2 separate regions of the Homo sapiens genome follow, and region 2 is linked to region 1. The links are chromatin loops, found by intact Hi-C in ENCODE. Cell type or tissue: endothelial cell of umbilical vein. All regions are shown on one strand. Each heading gives the region's core, and the rest is flanking DNA. Links, peaks and the distances in the headings are about the cores only. Region 1 overlaps LOC124900844. Region 2 overlaps PCDH7 (protocadherin 7).

What was found. Peaks named below come from ENCODE experiments on the same cell type or tissue, not always from the same donor. Only the 100,000 strongest peaks of a DNase experiment are listed, where the experiment ranks them.
Region 2: a loop joins it to region 1, with 5 times the contacts of the local background. A loop is called at or near these places in 6 of 110 quality-filtered maps.

What each region holds. Positions count from the first base shown.
Region 1 is chr4:30,710,632-30,718,972 of GRCh38, forward strand. It overlaps LOC124900844, which reads right to left. Exons shown (of 1, transcript XM_047416545.1): 1 at 6,000-8,341. The coding sequence starts at 7,276. The coding sequence ends at 6,710. Among named protein-coding and RNA genes, the nearest start is that of PCDH7, 5.6 kb to the right of the region's middle. In endothelial cell of umbilical vein, for the core only: CTCF peaks have their summits at 3,978 (motif pointing right) and 5,629; DNase peaks (open chromatin) are centred at 3,980, 5,800, 7,030, 7,610 and 1 weaker place; H3K4me3 peaks cover 2,511 bases; H3K27ac peaks cover 1,822 bases.
Region 2 is chr4:31,101,714-31,110,054 of GRCh38, forward strand. The region is part of intron 2 of PCDH7 (protocadherin 7); the gene reads left to right. Among named protein-coding and RNA genes, the nearest start is that of LINC02497, 65 kb to the right of the region's middle. In endothelial cell of umbilical vein, for the core only: no CTCF peak of the experiment used is centred there; a DNase peak (open chromatin) is centred at 4,978.

The DNA.
Region 1 (8,341 bases), core at 211-8,210:
ACACTTCATAGATTTTTATGGGGTCTTTTGCTGTAGAATTAATGCATTCCTTCGGTGGTGTAGTGCTTCCTTGCTTTTTTAGTGTCTTGTGTCCTCATGCTGCTATCTGCGCATTTAGTGTAAAAATCATTTCTTTCAACTTTGTGGAGTAGCTTTTGAAGGGAAAGACATTTTTCTATAGATCTGTCTATAGTATTACTTTGGTAGGGTACTTTGGCTTTTGTTCTGGGTGGGTTCTCTGGTATACTCTTCGTTTGATTTCTTCAGCCTATGAGTTCTTCAGGCTTCAATAACAGAGTTGCCTGTGAATTCTTCAGTGGATTGGGCTGTGGTTATTTGTGGAGGCTGTGGTGAGGCTTCACTGGGGACTGGGGCTCTGCATGGGCTGGTTCTCAGGCTTTTTGTGGTATGTGCAGGTACTAGTAGCGATAACAGTGGGCTGGACAAGCCCATCTTCAAGCCCCTAGATGGTATGTGTGGGGTTGCTGTCAGTGGCAGTTGCCCTGGGCATGCAGTTCTCAGCCTTTGGGGAATGCATGTTTTGCCTCTCTGTGTCCTGGAGGCAGTCCCCCTGATGTGCTGGACCTTTTATTGCCCAGGGTGTAGGGTACTTCATGGGTTTGTGTGCCAGGGTTATGGCTGCACTGCTGGGTCCAGATGGTGTGACAACACTGCAGCATTCTGAGTGAATGTGAAGGGATGTTGGAAGTGCATCAGAAATGTAAAAATGCATCGCTTATTAAACAGGATGTAGCCTGAGATCAGCCCCATTCTCAAAATAGTGGCATGCTGCAACAGCTTGGGTCTCAGGGCATGGGTGGGACCTGGCATGATTTCCCTCTCTGAAGCAATGTAGTTGTGTTTATTCCAGGCAGTTCCCTATACTATGCTCAGGGACTCTGGGTCCCGAGAAGGTCTTCTGTAGCTAGGATTGCAGGTGTCTATAGAGGGAATGTGGATTGTTGGGGATCTTTCACTTACCTTTATCCTGCAATGGGAAGTCTTTCCTGGCTCTGAGCTGATTTCAGTCAGCTGCTTCGCTTCCCTGTTTGTGCTGCCATCTTGAATTTCCCTGCCTCAGAGGGTCCCTGTTACTTCCTTGTTAAAATCTAGTGTTCTCCCTTAGATGCTCTATTTTGACATGTGGTTATCTACTCACTGTTTTTGTTCTTTTTTGGTTTTTGTGTGTGTGTGTGTGGAGGGAACATGATGTGCTGAGTGCCTCTAGTAAGCCGTCTTGATGACCTATGCCCACTCATGCAAATGCTGTTTGCAATACTGCTACTACATAATTGTACCATCAAACATGGATTCCAATAAATTTTGTATTTGTGTTTAAAAGACATACACACTCAAAAGAATAGCATGTTTTTAGTATATCTGCTGTCTTATTGAGTAATTCCTGACAAAAGAGGATTTTTGCTTTGATTAGACATTGTCAGAGAGGAAAAGCTTTTTCTCTACCAGTTTAGGTTATGTTCTTGAGGGGTATGCACATTAAGCTTGCAAAAGTCAGATTATTAAAAGAGAAAAACAGATTTAATTATGTATGTGTACATGGGCGTTGACAAAGAAATGTGATTCAAGGAGGTAGTTAGAATTGGGCACTTATATATCATCTTAATAGAGTACAGGGGAGGGCAGAGGGCACTTCTGGAAACAAATGACTTTTAGGGAAGATCAATGGACCCTTAAGAGAATAAATGTTAGATATAATAGTTTTATGCCAGTATCTGTTTCTCTTTCCAGGTGCTACCTTGTGCTGACTTCTTCAGGTCGATGCTAAGATTTGCTCCTCTGTGGTTGTGAGACTCACAGGGAAGGGATTTATAACAATGGAATTATTTGCAGGAGGCATTGCTTTTAAAAAGACAGAGTTTAGAAAAAGCTTCTTTCTGCAGCTGTTGATTCTCAAATGTCTTCAACTCAAAATAGTCCTTTATGCCACTGTCGCATATTCTGAACCCTTCAACATCAATAAGAAAGCACCTTCTTAGCTTGGAATTTCATGTCTAATAATTGAAAGAGCTTTCTACAGACTAGTTTCTGGCTCCATACATTTAAGCCTTGATTGCACTCTATCACCCACATAGGCCTGGGAACCTATCACATCACAACCTGTGACGCTGCACCTTTGCACGACCATACTGATGAGCTGGCAAAGTGGATTTTGCGAAAATTCTTGGAAGCCATTCTACACTATGATGGCTAGCAACAACTGAACTGTGAGAGAACAGGAGTGTGAATTCATAAAAATACATTTTAACACATCCAAATTAAATGTATCCCCATCTCAACTTTCCCTTAGCTGGATCCTCAAAATGCCTGTGATCTCTCTAACACAATTTAAACAAGTAGTGTGGCAAAGAGGAAACTGGAATGAGATAAAGACGTGCTCTTAACCTATCGTAGTTAAAATTCTTACTCTTGCAAATATCAAACTCATAACTGTGCAAACACTCCCTCACTGCACCACAACTTCAAGGTCTTGGAAGAAGCTGGTACAAGTAAGAGACCCTGAAAGCTCGAGCCTCATTGGCATCACAATCAGTCTGGCCAGGAGGGTAATTCTGGAACTGGGAAACAATTGCCAGGATGCCTGCAGAGAAGAACTTTTGTTAGTTCAAAGCAATTTTCATTTATAGACCTTTAGAAAATACCGTTTCATAGGAGAAAATAAAATAGAAACAAGGGCATGGCTTTAGTTTCAGTGATACCTTTTTCAGTTCGGCATATTTTGCTCTTAACCTCTCTCTTATATTTTAAATATATTTTATTTAAAAAAATGTGGCCAGGTGCAGTGTTGGCTCACGCCCGTAATCCCAGCACTTTGGGAGGCCGATGCAGGTGGATCATGAGGTCAAGAGCTCAAGACCATCCTGTCCAACATGGTGAAACCCCATCTCTACTAAAAATACAAAAATTAGCTGGGTGTGGTGGTGCGCCCCTGTAGTCCCAGCTACTCAGAAGGCTGAGGCAGGAGAATCGCTTGAACCCAGGAGGCAGAAGTTGCAGTGAGCCACTGTATCCCAGCTAGGGTGACAGAAAAAGACTCCATCTAAAAAAAAAAAAAAAAGCACAATGCTGCCTAGGTATTAGATGAAAAAGAGAAGCTTTATATTAGATATCACTGAAAAGGCAGGGTTAAGGACTATTCCTTCCTTCCAAATTGGCAGACATGATCAGGCAGACATAATCTAACATCTGGAAAGAGAGGTAAAGAATCACTAAGGAACAGAAAGATCTGGATAACATATACTGTTAGTAATCAGTGCTGTTAGTTTAATAATGTGTCAAAACACTTACTATTTTATACCTATGTTACTCAAATTCCAAGCTTGTATTTATATTTTTGCAATTTTTTTATCCAATCATTTGCAGACAATATTGAGAATCAGTTACACAACCAAACCAAGAAATAAAAAGAACTGAAAGAAAAAAAAAAACATACATACAAAGAATCATGCTTATCTTTCCATCCCACTGTGAGTCAACAATACTTTATAAAGAGTCCTGTTCAGAGTGTCAAATTCTGTACCAGTTACTAGAAAAAATATTAACTAAACAGTTTGATAGTGTTAAAAATCACCAGATACAAATGTGTGTAGCTTTATGAAGAACTTGTCTTGTGAATGGAATTGTATTTCTCTCTGTGACTGGATAGCACACCACACCTGCTGATTTATAGGGATGTATTGTTGAACCCATATTATCTACTTTGATATGCTTCTTAATTCAGCTTTACATGGATGATTTATTTTAAAAGCACTGAAATGGGTATCGAAAAGGTACTACCACTTTCCCAAATCAATGTCAGCCTGAAGTTTACTGAATTCTTCAAGTATTGGTCCTAAGTCAAATTCACAACCAGTCTGACTTATACAGAGTTGAACAATGACTACATACCAGCACCCGTATTTCCCAGGGAAGTGAAATTCCTCTTCCACTTAGGGCTGCCCGGAACTGGTTAATGGCCTCATCTAGCCACAAGGGGGCCAAGAGGTACAATTCCATGTTAGGCCCAGAAGCCACAGTCAGAAATACTTGGGGAAAGTTCTCAATGACTGCCCTATAAGTATCAGCATCTGTCGTTAGAAAATTCATTGCTGCTGAAATAGTCAAATTTCTTATATTTCTCATTCTAGAAACATCCCACATTATGTATTTCCTAATTACAATCAATCAAATTTGTTTGAATAAAGTTTTCTACCGCCTGTTATTCAGAATGAACATAAGAAGTGGCCTAGCTAGGTCGACACAGCCAGGTGCTAAAACTTCTAAAGCTAATACATAATTTTCAACCATTCTTGTTATAAGCAAGGTCATTTGTTTGGGAATTAAATTTGTCCAAGCAATTATAATGAAATTTCTCCCCCAAATCCTTAACATGTTATCTAGCTTAGAGGTCATTATCCACAGCAGTATTTGATATATCCTGCCACGATAGTAAAAATATGCAAATCTCCCAAGTTCGTACTGCAAAGGGCATTGGTAGGTCTAATTTTACCATCAATAGTGAAAGGAGATAGCTTCAGATGACCCTAAATAATAGGATGTACTGCTTTTAACCTATCAAGGGTCTTTTTCCCAGAAGTAATCCAGATTTTATAAAATACTGTGTGCCCCCAACTTACATTTTTGTAAATGTATGAAAATTAATGTAAAGTTGAAAAAATTCATAAACTAATGATCTTGTAAGTAAAAGACAAATGCCAGTTATAGTCACTGACTGGATCTTTTTATGTGTGTCATGACTTGTAAATCTCTGCTATATTGCACATATTTTGGCATGTAAACCTTTAGAAAATGAATAAAAAATCAACTGTCAATATGTGCTAAACTTAAGGTAAAAATCATTTATTCTGTGTTATTTTAAAACCTAAAACACTCTATTGAAATCTGAAAACCAGACAGCGTGTGAGCTAATAAACACTTAAAATTTTATTTTTCAAAGCTTCTTCTTTTTTTTTTTTTTTTTGTAAATGAGATTTTCATATCGGCCTTGTGGAAATGTTTATAGTTATCCAGTAGATAGTATGAATCAACTTAGTTTAGTTTCTGTGTGCTTCTTTTATAGATACACTGTAAAATATAGCTTTGCATATGATTTCTTGATTTAAACAGCACAACTTATTCTATGTCTTGGCTAGAAACCAATTAAATAACCACTGATGCAAGCAGTTATTACCTGCTTAAAAGGAAATCTGTGGTTTCCTTATTTAAACTGATGAGTTTTAATGTCTATCAAAAAGGCTGTTATTGCAATGAATAATTTAGTCATTTCAGTCTACTAAACATGTTAATACTACAAGCATGGATTTAAGGCTGTAAAATATATCTAAAGTTTCTCAGAGTCTCAAGGATCAGAATCATACTTGGAATAGTTATGCACAGATATGTTTACTCTTTCAAGTAATATATGTTTAAAGGACAATCGTTTGTAGTAATTATTTAGAAAAGGAAGACTGAAGTATCAAATTTAGCGAAAGGGGTTAGAGAAATGGTTGATCATAAAGGCCTAGAAAACACGTCTACAGATAGAAGACCCTTTTTAAAAAGATGAAAGGTCAATGGATTTAGAGATATCCGAGTGTCATTTCCTCTGTTTGTCCCTTGGTGGAGTTCTTGAGTTACTTTCTCCTTTTCTGTCAAACTGTTTTTATCTTTCCAGAACTGGCTATCGTGTTTACTGTATTTAACCTTTTTCTCATATTATTGTGAATACAGCGTCTATTATAAATGAAAGGCCCCCTGAGATCACATCTCCAGCATCTACTTTGTATTCTTAACCATAAACTTTTGTTGTAGTTACTTCTCTTACTGTCTTTTCTTGAGGCTTGAACTACATCAGGGACCCTGAATGCTATTTTTCAGTTCAGCCACTGAAATTTCTTAACGGCAAAACAGGTTTAAGCAAGCGAGGTTAGTAGGTAAATTAAAAAAAAAAAATCTACTGAATATTTTAAGTTTAGGGTAAGATTTCTGGCACAGAAAATGAATCGTTTGTCAAGGTTTTATTAAATGCATATTAGCACGGGATGATATTTATATTTTAATCAATTTCATTTTTTACATCTTGATTTCAAAGGGGTATTTCCTTTTATTGTTCTTTTTTAAAAAGCCACTAAAGAAAAAACAGAAATCTCCATTTCAACATTCCCTCAAACATTTTGCTTCCTACATGCGATGACGTCTAATCACTCTGATCGATGCAAGCTTTAGGGCACTGATCTCATTTTCTCTCTCCAGTTCTGGCCGCCAAAGCAGCAGCAGCAGCAGCAGCAGCAGCAGCAGCAGCAGGCTCTTTAATTTATTGCAGGCGGTTACACTTTCGATCCCATTTCCTTCTGAACCCTTTCCTCTCAGGTTGAGTAGATAAATGCAGCCTCGGGTCTGAGAAGCCGGGGGGGGGGGGGGGGGGGGGTTGGTGGGTGGGAGCGAAGCCGGATATCACATTCCCTCGGTGAGGTCTGGTACCGGGGGGGATTAAGTCTCCCGGTTCCATTTAATGAAATTGCTGAGCACTTGTGACACTGGCTCTAAGACTGCGGAAATGGGGCGGGGGTGGGAGAAACTGCTTCTCTCTTCATTCATCCTCTGCGCCGGCGAGAGGAGAGAGTGTCAGCCCCTAGAGAGGGGGCGGAAGAGGACTGGGAGCTCCAGCCGCCGCAAGGGCGCCCCGAGGGCTCCTCTCACCTCCCCCGTACCCCTACCCCGCCCATTTCCTTTGCTTGCCCAGAACGGCGCTGCAGGGCAAAGCCGCCGCCACTTCTTTGCTGCTCTGGCAGAAAGGTCGGAGCCTGGGACTGATGGGGGTGGGAGCAAAGCCAGCAGGCTTCTTGGCCCCCGCAGTCTGTCCTCGCTGTTCTCCATGCAGCACACGTCGGACCCATTTCCCACGCTGGCTTGGCTCCGCCGCGAAGTTGGTAGGAATGAGAGTGAGGAGGGCGGGCTGGAGACTTCCTCCCGCTCGCAAAGAGGAAACCACTCCACTGTGAAGGACGCGCTGCAACTCCCTAGTCATCCGGGAAGAAATGTGCAGCGCGCTGAGGAAAAGCCGCCCACTCCTTCGCGCCCCGCTCAAGTGTGCGCCTGGAGAGTGCGCGCCAGAGCCGCGAGCAAATGCTTTGAAGATGCGGAGAGGCTTATTCAAGTTTATGGTCTGGAGAGGGAAGAGGGAGTGCACAACGTTTCTGCCCAAGCGGCTGCCTGAAGTTTGCAAAATCTTAGTAAGGCGATGAGGGGAGTGAGTGCACTGCACCATATTGCCGCGCATCGGAATGCACGGCGCAAGGCCGCGGAGTGGAGACGGCTTCTCCCATTTGCCTCCAACCTGGGAAAAAGGGGAACCAGGGTCGGAGGTTTGGAGAGAGGCAGGCGTTCCGATAAACCCGGGTTCTTGCCAAATGTAAGAGGGATTTGGCTTTACTGCCACTTAGCCGGCCGCGAAGGCGCTGCGGAGCCCACCCCCGCCCCCGGCTCGAGACTGCGGCGGTGCGCACTGAGCCTGCGCGCGGGGCTTTTCTCGCTGATGCTGCAGATACAGAGCTGAGAGGTTCGGGTGCCAGCAGCGGGAGGGTTAGCGGGAAGGCCGGGTTCCCTGCCCTGGCCTCGGAGGAGGAGCCACCACCCCTGGGGTGATGCTACTTTCACAGACTGGAAAATACTCGCCAGCTCCCTGACACACACTTAGACACACTTCCATCCAACGGGCATCTACGATCCCCTGTAGGGAGAGCTTGGAAATCTCTGCCGCCTCTCCCTCCTCATTCCTGTTCCTGCGCCCGCCCAAACAACCGCGCGCTACATCTGCTCGTTGACTTTATTGGTGTTTGTCTTGTTTAAATCATTCTGCCTCGTCACCCAGGTCTCGTAAAGAATACCCACACTGGACAGATTTTATTTTTTCGGCTTTAAATTTTTCTTTGAGGGGAGGCCCTTAAATGTGTATGGATACGTCAGGCGAGCTGAAGACTAAGCAAATCCCAGCAGCGGCCCTTTCTCTCTTTCGAGATGGTAAAAATTCTCCCCAAATACCTACAGTCCGTCTCAGTCGTCTTAATCCTAGCCGGGCCTCTTCGTTTACAGCCACTGAAATAAATGAGTAAATGGCTCAGTTCAAAAACACAACCAGACCTGAGATCTGATGAGGCCGGCTGCGGTGGTCGTGAATGAAAATTGGAGAAGCCTTGCTTCAGGAAATAGGGACAGTCAAGGGACACAAAGTCAAAAGGAGAGATGGGAAAGCTGGGGACACTTTGGTACACAAAGTTGCCATTAAAGTTTATTTCCCTTTTATCCAGATAGGTGACGCTACACTTTGCCAGTTACTAAAGGCTGC
Region 2 (8,341 bases), core at 36-8,035, 390 kb after region 1:
CCTTTCAACTGAAATGTTTCAAAACCAAGCATATTATATAAATGCATTGAGTATAGTTTTTATAAATGCAAGGCACTGCGAAGCATATTGAGTGATTTACAGATATATGAGATGTTCCCCTTGTGTGCTTGTTGCATCTGTACACTCTCGTGGTAAAATATGGATGAACCAAGCATAATTCCATATTACAAATGAAAGGACATGGTAGGAATATTTTGCCTTAACAAACTCATCTTTTTATGTATGAAAAATTTCACTTGGCTCTGACCCTAATGACTTAAATATTACCCATGTGGAGCATTTCTCAAGCCTTATTAATGTTTTCATATCTTCCAGTAACAGAGAGTGATTTAAAATGGAATAAGATATGCAGAATTCTAGCAATAGGTATCATTCTTAGAATTGTTACTGTAAATGAAAACTAGTATATCTGGTAGTTCCCCCAAATGTAGCCACTTTCAAAACAATATTATGATCCTTTTTTTTTTTTACTGTTGTGTACTCCAAATGATAGCCTAAATCCAAAGTAATAATGTCACCTGGTATCTATCTAAACCAAGTCAAGTACAAAAATTGGAAACTGAAATACTTTATTTTGCTAGCCACTCTGGGGCTGGTGATATGAACAGGAAGAGGCAGTAGTCATAAAAGCACGGGTGTTTATAATATTGTAGATTTAACGTGAAAATGAAATGAGGAAAAGCATTTGTAAATAAAAAGTCTTATGGGCTGGGCACGGTGCCTCATGCCTGTAATTCCAGCACTTTGGGAGGCTGAGGTGGGCAGATCACTTGGGGTCAGGAGTTCGAGACCAGCCTGGCCAACATGGCGAAACTCTGTCTCTACTAAAAATACAAAAATTAGCCAGTGTGGTGGTGGAACCGGGGAGGTGAAGGCTGAAGTGAGCCAAGATCATGCCACTGCATTCCAGCCTGGGTGACAAGAGCAAAACTCCATCTCAAAAAAAAAAAAAAAATCTTATGAAAGGTGTAGAAAGGTGTATCAGGATTATAGTCAAGTATCATGTACAAAATACATGTATCTGTATCTGTACACATAATTTGTACATGTAACTTTTATTTCCTGTGCCTTCTTTGGACTTTCTATGAGACATAGTAATAACAACCTACCTTTTAGAGATGTAATTTAGATTCATTGTGAGATCTAAATGAATCACATTCAGTAATACATAACTTTTGTTCATTATGTGTCATAGAACTCTACGACAAATATATAATTTAGTTTGAACAATGTGTAATCACTGAATAATTTTTCATGTTTGCAGGTAAGTTTTGTTTTTTAACTGATGTTTACATTAGTATTTACATGTGGCATATAGAAAAAATATAATATTTGTTATAACCATTTTCTGGTCAAATATTTAATATTAGCTATAATACAGGTCTCCTTACAAGACGTATGACTAACTGCCAGATCAGTGTCTTTCACATTTTGGTAACCATATTGCTTGAGAGACATCAAATAATTTTATACATTTGTTTTCTTATGCTTCCTTGCAGTGTTTCTATAATTAGAAAGCTTAGAGTTGTAGGGATATTTTATTTATTTATTTATTTACAAGGCATATAATTTTTTGGAAAATTTTCCCAATTTCTTTTCTTTTCTTTTTTTGTTTTTGTTTTTGAGACAGCGTCTTGCTCTGTCACCTAGGCTGCTGTGCAGAGGCGTGATCTCGGCTCACTGCAACCTCCACCTCCCAGTTCAATTCTCGTGCCTCAGCCTCCCAAGTAGCTGGGATTACAGGTGCATGCCACCAAGGCTAGCCAATTTTTTGTATTTTTATTAGAGAGACAGGGTTTCACCATGTTGGCCAGGCTGATCTCAACCTCCTGACCTCAAGTGATTCACCTGCCTCAGCTCCCAAAGTGCTGGGATTACAAGCATGAGCCTCCCAATTTCTGTCTTTAAAAATGTTGCTCTGATCTTCCTGATTCTCTCTAGCTGACTGTCACCACTGTCTTCCCTGGATTACTAGAGTATCCTTTTATCTATTCCATTCCCCTCTATGAATATGACTGTTCCTCCAATAATGGATCTCATATACCCACGTACCTATTTAGAAACATTAATTGTTTACCATTTTTCACTTAAAGGGTGTGAGATTTCTAAGCATAGCACTGAACACCACCAACTGCTTTCTTTTCTTTTCAAACCTTATTTCCCCCATTTAATCTGGTCTATTCATTCTGGATCAGTTTAAGACCCCAAATACGTGATACGGTTTCATGCCTCCATGCAATTACTTATGCTGTTCCCTTGACTGTAATGCTCGCTGTACCCCCACTCCATTCCTTGGTGGTCAAAAGCCAACCATTTCAATATCCAGATTAAATGCATTCCCAAGGGAGAATTCTTCACCTAAACAAGGGCTCCTATAGCATAATGCTACAGAAAGTGCATTGCAGTTAAAGTTTCTCAATATTTGTCTTTTTCAGTATACTGTGAGCTCTTGCAGTGCAAGCACTTAGTTCTGTTTATTTTTCTACCACCATAGCACCCAGAATGGTGACTAACATTGAATCTGCTCAGAGTGTTCAGTGAAATGAACTGTGTGAGGTTTTGAGTAAATGCATTCATCCCTAATTGTACTAAATTATATTTCCTGCCAAATATACTTAAAGCAAGTGGAAGAAAAAAACATCTAGTTTTCTCATACGCACCCCTTCTCTCCACAATCTCTATGATTTACACTGGGAAGAAATCAGTTTGTTCTTTTAGGTAAATGATATAGCACTTAATTGAATCAATGCTTAGTGCTTCTTGCCAGAATGTTATCATTTTCTATAGCAGTACACTTGTCCAAGAAAATGTTAGTTTTTGTGTATAAAAATACATTACCATGCACTCTGTCTTCCCAAACTATTTTGAGCAACTACTTAAAATGATTTAATTTGCAGGACTGTGTGCCTAATAAGCTTTCTGTTTAAAATCCTAACACTGAGCTTTCTAAGAGCGACGTGGTCTACATGTAAACTCTTTACAAACAGCATCTGAATTACAGGCAGAGACACACATTAGGAGCTGCCAGAATTGTGTTTGTTGTGGCTGCCTGGTTAGCTGCTGCTTGAACAGCTGAAGTATGAGCGTATTGATCAATTAGTGCCAGCTCAAACAAGAAGTATGCCAACTGAAAGGGAAGTCAGATTTGTATGCAAAGCTGCATTGGTAAAATTTGGCTGGTATAGGTGGTAAAAGGGTTGGACAAGCTATTTAATATGAAAGCACCAGTGTACCTTAAGGAACACATGACAATTGGTATGTGATATTTCAAAGACTTCATTTGAACTTAATAAAATGGAAAACGGCTTCATTTTGACCCAAAGGATGGCGCCTACCTTCATATGTAAAGTAGAATGGGGAATAAAGTTCCTCGTTGAAAATATTAAATCCTAAACCTAGCTTTGAACTGATGTGTTCATTCTCACTGAATAATTGTCATACTTCATTTACTTCTTTGTGTATAAGTAAAGGACACTTTAAATATATAAAGCTATTAAGTCAATTATATAAAATAACATTATGAGTTTTGTGACAGTAAATTTATATCCTAAACCTAACTTATATGAATGATGAGAATAGCAATATTCTATTTAACATAATGCATGTGAATGAATCACAAAAATCAAGGTTTTTTGATGCTAAATTCTGCCAGGGTATCAGTCAGGGAAATATCAGGAGTACCTTCTAGAAACCACATACATATGTATAAGAACGGTTGGGTGGAAGATTGAGAAACTCCCTGAATGGGATACCATTATTAGGGCTCTATACCCTGGAGGTGCTTGCTCTAAAGAGTCACTTTGCTCACTCTGGGGATCAGCAATATCACTGAAATGAAGAAGCAATGTTCTCAAGTCCAGAATTCTTTTGATGACACTAGTGTAGGTGTGTGTGCTTGTGTGTGTGTTAAACTTGGAGCTATAATAAGTATTGTTAGAAAATAATGGAGCTCATTCTATGAATGTAAGCACAGCATAGAATAAGTATTTTTGGCCAGGCGCAGTGGCTCACGCCTGTAATCCCAGCACTTTAGGAGGCCGAGGTGGGCGGATCACGAGGTCAGGAGATCGAGACCATCCTGGCTAACATGGTGAAACCCCGTCTTTACTAAAAATACAAAAAATTAGCTGGGCATGGTGGCGGGCGCCTGTAGTCCCAGCTGCTCGGGACGCTGAGGCAGGAGAATGGCGTGAACCCGGGAGGCAGAGCTTGCAGTGAGCCGTAATCGCGCCACTGCACTCCAGCCTAGGTGACAGAGCAAGATTATGTCTCAAAAAAAGAAAAAAAAAATATATATATATATGTATATATACTTTTAAAACTTCACAGTATTGTATGTAACAGGAGTATTGTATTAACTTTATGGTTTTTGAAACAGAAATAAAATAAGACAAAACAAAAATTCAAAGTATGTTTAAGGCAGTCCTCCCTCTTCCAGGCCAGTTCTGATTCCTTTTCAAAGCTCTGCCATTGACTTTCTTGTCCCACTTTCTTATTGATCTTGTGTCTGTGCTAGGAAGAGGCTTTCTTGAGGTGAAACCTTAATATTAATTGCAGAAATGGTCAGCCTTTATATAAGCGATTGTGCAAAAATTTCCTGACAATACAAAATTTTTAGATGTGCTGCTAGGGAGGATCTACTTTTCTTCCTTTAGTTTCTGTGGTACGCTAGTCACCAGGTAAGTGCTAACTATAGAATGTAGCTGTTCTTGCTATTTGCATGGCTCTTTCTGAGTGCGATGAAGTGAGGTTTCCCTGTGTCCTTTGTTGATGAAAAGGAGGTTTTATACTCTGCTCCTTTGGATGGAAGAGCCACTTCCTGATTGGGTTCTGGGCTAAAAGTGGATCTGCCTTTAGGCAGAAGTATGAATGTCATGTTACTTCCTATTTAACATTATTAACCATACTTCCTGGCCCCAGAAGGCCAGAGTTTGACTGTTTATTTCACATCAGTTATCATGAAATTATTCATAACAGGAAAACAATACTGGGTGAATTGGCCACACTCATGTTGAAGGAATCTTATTTAGACATATCATACTGGTTCTGAAGTATGGTCCATTTAGGATAGTATTCTATTTCTGGAAGTAGCATGTGGTGTGATTGATGAAAACACACACATTTTATCTTTGACATTAGTCTGTAGATTTTGATGTTTAATAAAAGATGAGCATCTCATCCTTTCCTAATAATCCATTATGGTTTTCTAAGCATTACGCTCTTAACTTCTCTATCCTACTCATACTAATAACTTTTACTTCTTGAATGATTATTTGCTTAAGGTAACTACTCACAGTAGAGGAATCTAATACCATTATTTATTTTCTACATTTCCCTTTTTTTAGTTTTCCAACTGTTTTTTAATAATAGTTCTTGTTCAAAAGTTTAACCTTTCTACAATCTTCATGGGCACTCAAAGCAGGGTATATATCTGATAAAATTACCCACGAAATTTTTTTATAACTAAGTACTATGATATACAAGTAATGACATGAATACGTGGGTGAAATAATGCAAATTGAAGGCTAAATGGTGATAGAAATGCATTTTGCATTTCGATTCTTTTTTCTTTCTATCTCACAATAAAGCAAAGAAGGATGATACAAATATATGTGCTAGAAGGCCCATTAACTGGCATACAAAATCGCTGAAGCAATGTAGTTCAGCAGAGAGACCAAAGACATATAATGAGAGTGAGAAAGCAGTTTTGATAATTATAATGAGTCAAAAGCAATCTCCTGCTTGCTTAGCTCGCACAGATGACAGAGGAAGGAAAATGTTCTTTTCTTCTGAGACAGAAACAGGACATCAGTCAAAATGATAAGAGATGTCAGTATAATATTCCTCTGAGTCAGGTACCACTGAGTTAGTCATCTGGGATGAGAGTTTCTAATCTTTTTCTTTGCTTCAGTTTCACTTTGGGCTTTGGGGTAATAGATTCCATATCAATATATATCTAAAAAATGTTCACAGTTCTTAGTTGGGAGAAATAAAAGTAGTTTATAATCTAGTGGGAAAAATATAGTCTTTGAAGTCAGTCAAACTAGACTTTCATTTTTTCTATGTTAACGTGAATAAGTAATTTATCTTCCTTAAAATGGGTATGAAATTACCTTTCTCACCGGAATTTTGTGGATATTTATGATTAGATATATGTAAAATACTTTTGCAAATATTTTTATTAGTAGTTGTTATTAAATTCACTTAAGGGGCAGCCAAAAATATCAACCTTTTTTATAGTAACAAAATGAACCAACACTTAAGGTAATGCCTTAACATACAAAGTATAGTACTTCTGCATTTTTTAGTTTGTTGCATTTCCAAAGAAAACTACAGAAAAGGACATTTCTATGTCACTGATGCTAGCCAAAGGCAAAACTTAATTAAAATTATCTTAATTTCCAAGGCCAAAATAGACCAGATCATGTTTATGGTATGAAATCTGTAAATATTCAACCTATTCCTCTGTCCTACCCTAGTAAAAGGTGAGTTTTTCTTTTCAAAAATAAAATGTAGTGTAATAAAGACCACTGAAAAAGTTACTAATGAGAAAATGTGGAATTCAGCCAGTGTGTACTGACATATTCTAAAAATAGAGCAATGACTATAGTAGACTGTAACATACAGCATACAGTAAAAAAAAAAAAAAAAAAAAAAAAAAAAAAAAAAAAAAAATCACTTTCTAATTATACAGGAAAAAGAGACGGGGGAAACGAGTGCCAAAAGATTGAATAATCTTTTTAACTAAGTTAACTGCTAATTCGATGAATCAGTGTTTGTGCCACATGGTTTTCTACTATCAGCAAAAATTTCAGAAGAGACAAATCTTGTTTTTGTGATTGCATAGGCACCTATCTCACAGCTGGAAAAGTAAGGCTCACAGCTGCTATTTTTATGGGGGAGAAAATTAATTGTAAGTGCAAAATGTTTAGAAGATGGCTGGTGTAAAGCAACTGTGCAATACATTGTAGATACATAACATATTAGCAAGGATCAATTCATTTTTTTTTTCACAACTACACATTGAGCATTATATGCATTAGTCATATAAGAAGAAAGGATAAACTGTGCAGAGAATACTATCAGCCATTGCTGTGCAACAAACTACCTGAAGACCTGAAGACTCACTGGCTTAAGGCAATAAACATTTCTTACCAGCTGGGTATTTCTTCTCACCTGAGCCATAGTGAGCTGTTCTTGGTGGGACACATTCTGCTTCTGCGGTCCACTAGGGGTTGTGTTGGGTTGCTTTGCTAATGTTGGCTGAACTCTTCCATTTGTCCTTTCCTGGGACAACAGCCCACCTTTGCCCCATCAGGCTGGCTCAGGCTTGTTCCCATGCCATGACAGAAATGACACAAGTGTAGGAACATGCAAAGGCTGGGAGTGTAACAATGTTGCTTCCACCCCATTCCATTAATCAAAGCAAGTCTCAAGGCTAAGCCTAGTTTAAAAGGTAGGAAAACAGACTCTACCATGTGAGGGGAAAAACTGCAAAGTCACTTTGCAAAATATGCATTGATATGGGAAAGGATGGAGAATTATGACCATTTTAGCAATCTACCATGATGACTATGCTAAAAGAATAATTGACAAGGCTGCTTTTGAAATATCTTTAAGCATATTTATTAAAGTAAGGTTGTTAGCTTCAACCTTTTCCCATGTAAAACAAAACAGTGCAAAAAAATCAAGCCATGAAATAGTCAAATTATAAGATTGTAAGAGGATAAAGTCAAGTTTGTTGTTAGAATGTTACATGATAGAGATTTATTTATTCAAAGGTAAAATTACTGTAATGAATAGTGTTTAGCTAGGTGTTCATGACTGCTACCTCTAGGTTTGAATGTGTTTATTTATTTTATAATATACAGAGAATGGGACTAATATATGCTCATTGTCGTGTACTTCTCACAAGTATAACCATTTCATGGGTTTATCTCTGGCAGCCTTCACCAAATTAATATTCCTTTAGTTGAAACTATTGAAGAAGACAAGGTTTGCTTTCCAAAATACGTATTCCTAAATTCCAAATATAAGTACTCTGCCATGTCCCACAGACAATGCCATTGGTACATTTCAGTACTTCACCTGATGCTGATAATCTAAGCAATGGATTTATAAATTGGCTTCCATATCTCTATACATAGGCAGACGCTGTTACAATCTAACCTTGACTTCATTGGAGGCCCTCCTAAATTTTTTAATTACAGCATAAACTGGTGTGAAAGAAGGTTTGTTGTTCATGAATGCTCAATATTATTAATCAGAAATGGAAAGTATACCTAGAACACCATAAGAATAGCATTTACTAAAAATTCAA